2 separate regions of the Mus musculus genome follow, and region 1 is linked to region 2. The links are chromatin loops, found by intact Hi-C in ENCODE. Cell type or tissue: left cerebral cortex. All regions are shown on one strand. Links, peaks and the distances in the headings refer to the core of each region. The heading gives the core; the rest is flanking DNA. Region 1 overlaps Cacna2d3 (calcium channel, voltage-dependent, alpha2/delta subunit 3). Region 2 has its middle 27 kb from the start of Selenok.

Region 1 (2,915 bases), core at 196-2,695, 380 kb before region 2:
CCAGACACCTCTGGAGATTGACAGTACTCTTGGACAAGACAGAAGACCAGGCCTCTCAGAGTTTCAGAGCTGTACTTTTCATAAGGGTCATCAAACTGCAGAGATTCTAACTCCACATTCCTCCCTTATGTATGAACGCACTCTGCCGTGGAGACCATGCTTTCAAAATGGTCCTGGTGAGAGATTTCCTCTGTGTGCTCATCTGGTAGAACAGGGAACTCTTTGGAGTTAGTTCCTCCCCAGTGAACAAAGCCAAGAGACAACATCAAGGTGAATTCAGAAAAAATCATCCCTTTCAACCACACATTTGCAAGGTCAATAGAGCCACTCACCAGCCTCCTGTCCTCATACTCAACAAACCTTTACTAAATACCTATTTAGAGACAGATGTCACTCTACTGGCCAGTTTTATGTCAACTTGACATGATCCAGAGTCATCAGAGAGGAATGAGCATCAATTGAAAAAAATGCCTTCATGAGATCCAGCTATAAAGCATTTTCTCAATTAGTGATCAATAGATAGAGAAGGGCCCAGCCCCCAGTGTGGGTGGTGCCATCCCTGGGCTGATGGTCCTGAGTTCCATAGAGCATGATGAGCAAGTCCTGTGAAGCAGGCCAGTAAACCATACTCCTTAAGAGCCTCCTGCCTCTAGGTTCCTGCCTCTAGGTTCCTGCCCTGTTTGAGTTCTTGTCCTGATTTCCTTTCAGTGATGAAAAGCAATAAGGAAGTGTAAGCTGATCAAACCTTTTCATCCTGACTCGCTTTTGGTCATAGTGTTTCATCACAGCAATAGAAACCCTAACTAAGACACCCATCAACCTAAAGGGAAGTCATTAACCAAATAAAAGTACAGAACACAATGTCAGCGTATCTAATGTCCAATGTCTCCATGTTATGACACCAACAAGGGAGACCCAAAACTTCCTCCAAGGAAGTGTTGTCTTCAAGGAAGTGCTACAGAGACTCTAGGGTGGGTCAAGAGGGAGAGGAGGAAATAGCAGGGAAGATACTGCAGGAAACAGGCAGTCTCTGTAGCTATGACACACATCAGGAGGATCATAAAGAAAACAGAAATAAATGAGAGTAATAACAGAACAGGGAACAAAGGAACATGACAACAGAGGTGACAGCGTGGTCCAGGAAACTGTGCATGCATGATGGAGTACAGAGGAGATAGTGTGGTCCAGGGAACTGTGAGTGCATGACTGAATGAGGGAGGTAAGGGAGGAAGAGGAAGGAAAGAGCATGGGATGCTAGAAAAGACTGATGTTAACCCATCAACTAATGGTACCTGGGCATAGCTTCCCCTGGTACATGTCTACTTCCTACTTGAGGAGGGGGGAAGACTAATAAAATTGAATAAGCCAAAACCACTTAAAATCCCCCAGGAAGCTCAGAAAGCTACAAGATTTATAAGGTCCACCCCTTAAGTTATATAAACAGCCAATTGCTGGGAACAAAAGTCTCTTCTGTAAAGATGCCTGCAAGATGCCCAGAAAGCGCTGGGATACATCATTCCTGAGTCATTGCCCATGGTGTGCTGGGCTTTTCACAGATGCGGCTGCCTTTGAATCACTCAAGCTTCTGTGAGGAAAACGACAATCCTGTCAACTCTGGTTCACCAAGTTAAACTTGGGTGGAATTGTTTCTTTGGTCTGCCATCCATGCTTGGGTGAAGGGAAGTTTGTTCATGTCTCCTTCTATCCAATGAGGATTTGTGAAGATAGTCCCATCTTGAGCATTTCCAGTGGCTCACAGGCTGTTGGAGGTGAGTGCAGACATGCTGAGAGAATACATGCTCAGATCCGGGGATACCTTTGGGGAACATTCCAAGAAAAAAACACCCAGGAGATCAATAATTAGAGGAAGGGGGCCCACATGATGGCTCAGAAGGTAAAAGTGCTTGCTGCCAAGACTGACCATCTGAGAATGACCCCTGACACCTAGATGATAGAATGAGAAAGCCAAATGCCAAAAGATGTCCTCTGACCTCCACATGTGTACCATGACAAGCACACACATACCCATATACCTATGCATGTACTCATGAGCAGGCATGCTTTTTTAGCAAACAAATCATGTGCCTTCTTTTTGGGGATGTTTTGGTGGTTTGAGGAAGGTCTTTACCCTATAGCCCAGGCTATCTCAAACCTGCTGCTGTGCTTCCTCTGCCTTCTGAGTGCTGGGATTGCAGGCATGAGCCACCATACTTGACCCCATTTTGTTCTGAGTCCCTCCTGAATTATCTTTTGGGCACTCTGTTATGTACTAGCAAATTTATTCTGTTAAAACACCACCTTCAAACACTCATAAGGCAAGGTGGAAAATCGAAGCCACAAACAAAAGATGGCTCTAAAGCAGACTTCTAAGCCATCCCAACCGTTTTCAAACCTCCCATCACAGACAAGTAACAGCCCTGGAGGCCACATCTCAATTTTACTATACCTGTAAGTCGATAGAATCATTCCTGGCAGGAAAATTACAAAGCTTTAGAAGTCTCAACTGCAAGGTGTCACCAAGAAGAGCAGAATGTGTTTCTCAAATGCCCAGCTTTCTTATGAAATTAAATACAATAGTAAGGATTTTCAGTAAATCTGGGTTTGGTGTTAAAAAAGAATCATGCTAAGTAGTAGGGGCTAAGTCAGGAATCCAGCATGAGAAGCAAGGACTGTTAGTGCTGTCTCTGCCTTTCTTTTATTGGCTTTTGAAGTTCTATTTCAGAGAACTGGTTTCCTTTTGTTTGTTGCATTGCATAGTCTGTAAAGTACTCCAAATCAGTATGACAACACTGGAGCAATGGTCCAGGTGGGAGACATATGCATGCACATGCATGGTTCCTTCTGTCCAGATACATGCTGATATAAAAGAGAAGCATCGCCAAGTGAGTCATCTACTCCATTTCTCCTGGAGCCCA
Region 2 (2,915 bases), core at 294-2,793:
GGATGTTTCCAGGTGCCATGATGGTTATGGCAATGGTGACATAAATGTCCCCCAGAGATACCCGTAACCCCCGAGCTGCGGCACAGCCTAAGGTTCCACCTAGTGGAAGGTGTGGAGATGTACTCTGTGCAGGCTAAAGTACATGACCCTTATGCTGAGTTAGGCACAGATAAACGCCTATGCGTGCCGCTGGAGGCTGATGGCAGAAGCTGGTTTCCAGCTCGTTCGCTCGCTCTCTGAGAGCTTACAAGCTCCCCAGACATTTCCACGACCAACTCAGACACCGCAGAAATAAAACTGTCAACTCCGCACCAAAAGGAAGGGTGTACATGGATGGCATCTAGTCTCTACAAAAAACCGTAGTACAAGACACAAGTTCAGAGCCAGCAGCTTGCTGATGGTCGGCTGGGCTGTGCGGGAGGTCTGTACCTCAGCGCCCGCTAAGGGGTGTTAGATTTCAATACCATTCACAAGGCATCTCTCAGCACCACCCCTCCTGACAGAGATGCTGGACCAGCTGAGCTCTGCTTTCCACTGAGTACCCCTCATCCTGAATTAGATTTAACACGGAGCAGATAAACACAAGTGAGCCTGTCCTGCTGACGATAGGGGGGTGGGGGGGGGGGAACAATATCTTAGATATTGCCACCAGGAGAGCCTGGCGGCTGGGTACCGGAAGGAGATGCTGCTGAGGTGGCAGTGTTTGCCCCTCCCCCTTTATCTCTGGCATCTTATCTGGGCCTCACAGAAGAATGTGAAGGCACTGGAGGTAGAGAAGGCTCATGTCTAATCCCTCACCAGCTCCGAGAGCTCAGCCCTAGTGATAAAAGGATCTGGCAGTAATCCATTCCCTCAACAAAGAGATTTAACACCCTGAAGAGTGAGATCCGCGGGCTGGGCATGTCCTCAACTGATGTAGTCCAGCAAGGCTCTTCCTGATAGAGTCGGTGACTTTAAGCTTCCCTTTGTTCGGGTTTACAGGAATGAGAGTGAATGAACAGGGTTTCTTACTGGCTAGCATAATTATCTAAGATTGTCATATCTTTTTTTTTAAGATGTATTTATTTTTATTTTATATATGTGTGTGCCTACTTATCTGTATGTACACGGCGTGCATACGGCAGAACACCGGGACCAAAAGAGGGAGTTGGATCCCCTGGGACTGGAGTTAAGGAAGGTTTTCAGCTGTCCCATGTGAGGGCTGGGAACCAAACCAGGGTCTCTTCTGCAAGAGCAGCAAGTGCTCTTAAGCACTGAGCCATCTCTTCGGCTCCAAGACTGTCAGATCTGAAAGGTACATTTTACTAAATAAGTTCATCACACCCAAGTTACAGCTAATCTAAAGACAGTTGTTTCTCTGGTCTAGAGCCTTGTCAAAAATTTTTTTCATTATTATGTACTGTGGTGCCACCTAGTGGGAAAAATGAGGTAGCATCCACACAAGAGCCCATAAAACTGCTCCTGGGGCCACCAGGTCCAGTTTCAAAGTGTTCTCCATCTCCTCCGTTGCTAATAGCAGGTGGAGATCTGTGATCTTAATAAAGCATAAAGGTGAGACAATAATAAACCCTGTTCCACCTACAACACTCGCCCGTGTAGAAGTGGTAATTTCAGGCTTCACAGAAGCCTGAGGGCCAGTCAGATCCCAGATAAGGCAGTAGGAGTAGCAGGGGTGATGTTAACAATGGACTGGCAGATCTGACGCCGGGGAACTGGAACAGATTTGGGTACACCTTGAATGTCCCGTGCTCCACTTCTCAAGATACTTCTTCCATTGTGCAACGCATCGCTTTGGAGGTCTGAAAGCCTCTGCAGCCCACCATCCCTGGCTGAGGCTGTAAGCCTTGCCAACATTCGGAGGAAGAGAGGCGAACTGAGGTTGAGAGAAACTGACTATTAAAAATCCGAAAGCAAATGTGTGTTTTAGGTCCAGGTAGATGGATCTGAAGATCCTTGCATGGTGATAGCAGTGAGCTGGGTCCTGATGAAAGGCAGCTGTAGGGAAATGGAGGCTGGGAGGGGACAGAGGGGACAAAAGTCAGAAGACTCAAGACATTTCTTGCCACCCCCAAATGGCTTTCACTCTGATGACAGGGGTGCAGAGATTTTCTAGCATCACCCCAACTTTTCAACAACAGCTGAGTGTCCTACAATCCAACTCTATCCTGACAGTGATGACGTAGTTAACAGCGGGGCCACAGGTAAGGGCCCTATTATGTAAGATGCCCCAGGTTCTCAGAGAAGTCCCCAGTCCCAGGTCATCACAGTTACTTCTAACTGGTGCTATATCTAGACAGTTCCCACAACTGTCATCAGTTTGAGAAATGTCCAGGACAGTTTAGGCAACCCAGGAGGGTGCTTTGCTATAGCTGGTATCTCATAAGGGCTGTCGGTAGGTATACAAATGAACAGCCAACTGAAGAGGTTCACAAAGCAAAGCTCCGCCCTGGAGACAGGGAGACCGCTCACCTGGGAGAAGAGTGGGAAATTTATAAAGGCTTTTAGTTAACTCATTCAAAGAAACTAACTCAGGGTAGGAATATGGACTGTTGAATCCCCTAATGTTTCGCACACTTCCTGAACTCTGAACAGAGATTGGATACTTCAGGACAAAATAACCTAGGATTATATTCTGCCCCATCATGAACCTATCACACATCAGTGGCCTGACATGAAGATCAACACAGCTTGGGCCATGGGCAGACAAGGTTGCCTGTTTTACAGACTCGAAGCCTGATCATTTCTTCACTTTCAGTCAATCAGACACTTTGGAGGCAAATAGACTTTATAAAGAGAATGATGTCTTATCAAGAAGAAAGAGGTTTAAACTTAAGTCAGGGGTTTCTGAGCCAGGCTTTATGCCCCAAAGATACCAATGTCCCCTGCCACTTCCAGTTACACAATTTAGGGCCGGT

The links. A loop is a pair of places that touch in the nucleus more often than their neighbours do. Peaks named below come from ENCODE experiments on the same cell type or tissue, not always from the same donor. Only the 100,000 strongest peaks of a DNase experiment are listed, where the experiment ranks them.
Region 1: a loop joins it to region 2, with 2.8 times the contacts of the local background. A loop is called at or near these places in 2 of 42 quality-filtered maps.

What each region holds. Positions count from the first base shown.
Region 1 is chr14:29,554,838-29,557,752 of GRCm38, forward strand. The region is part of intron 2 of Cacna2d3 (calcium channel, voltage-dependent, alpha2/delta subunit 3); the gene reads right to left. Among named protein-coding and RNA genes, the nearest start is that of Cacna2d3, 170 kb to the right of the region's middle. In left cerebral cortex, for the core only: no CTCF peak of the experiment used is centred there; a DNase peak (open chromatin) is centred at 1,517.
Region 2 is chr14:29,939,692-29,942,606 of GRCm38, forward strand. No RefSeq gene overlaps it. Among named protein-coding and RNA genes, the nearest start is that of Selenok, 27 kb to the right of the region's middle. In left cerebral cortex, for the core only: a CTCF peak has its summit at 1,427 (motif pointing left); a DNase peak (open chromatin) is centred at 1,420.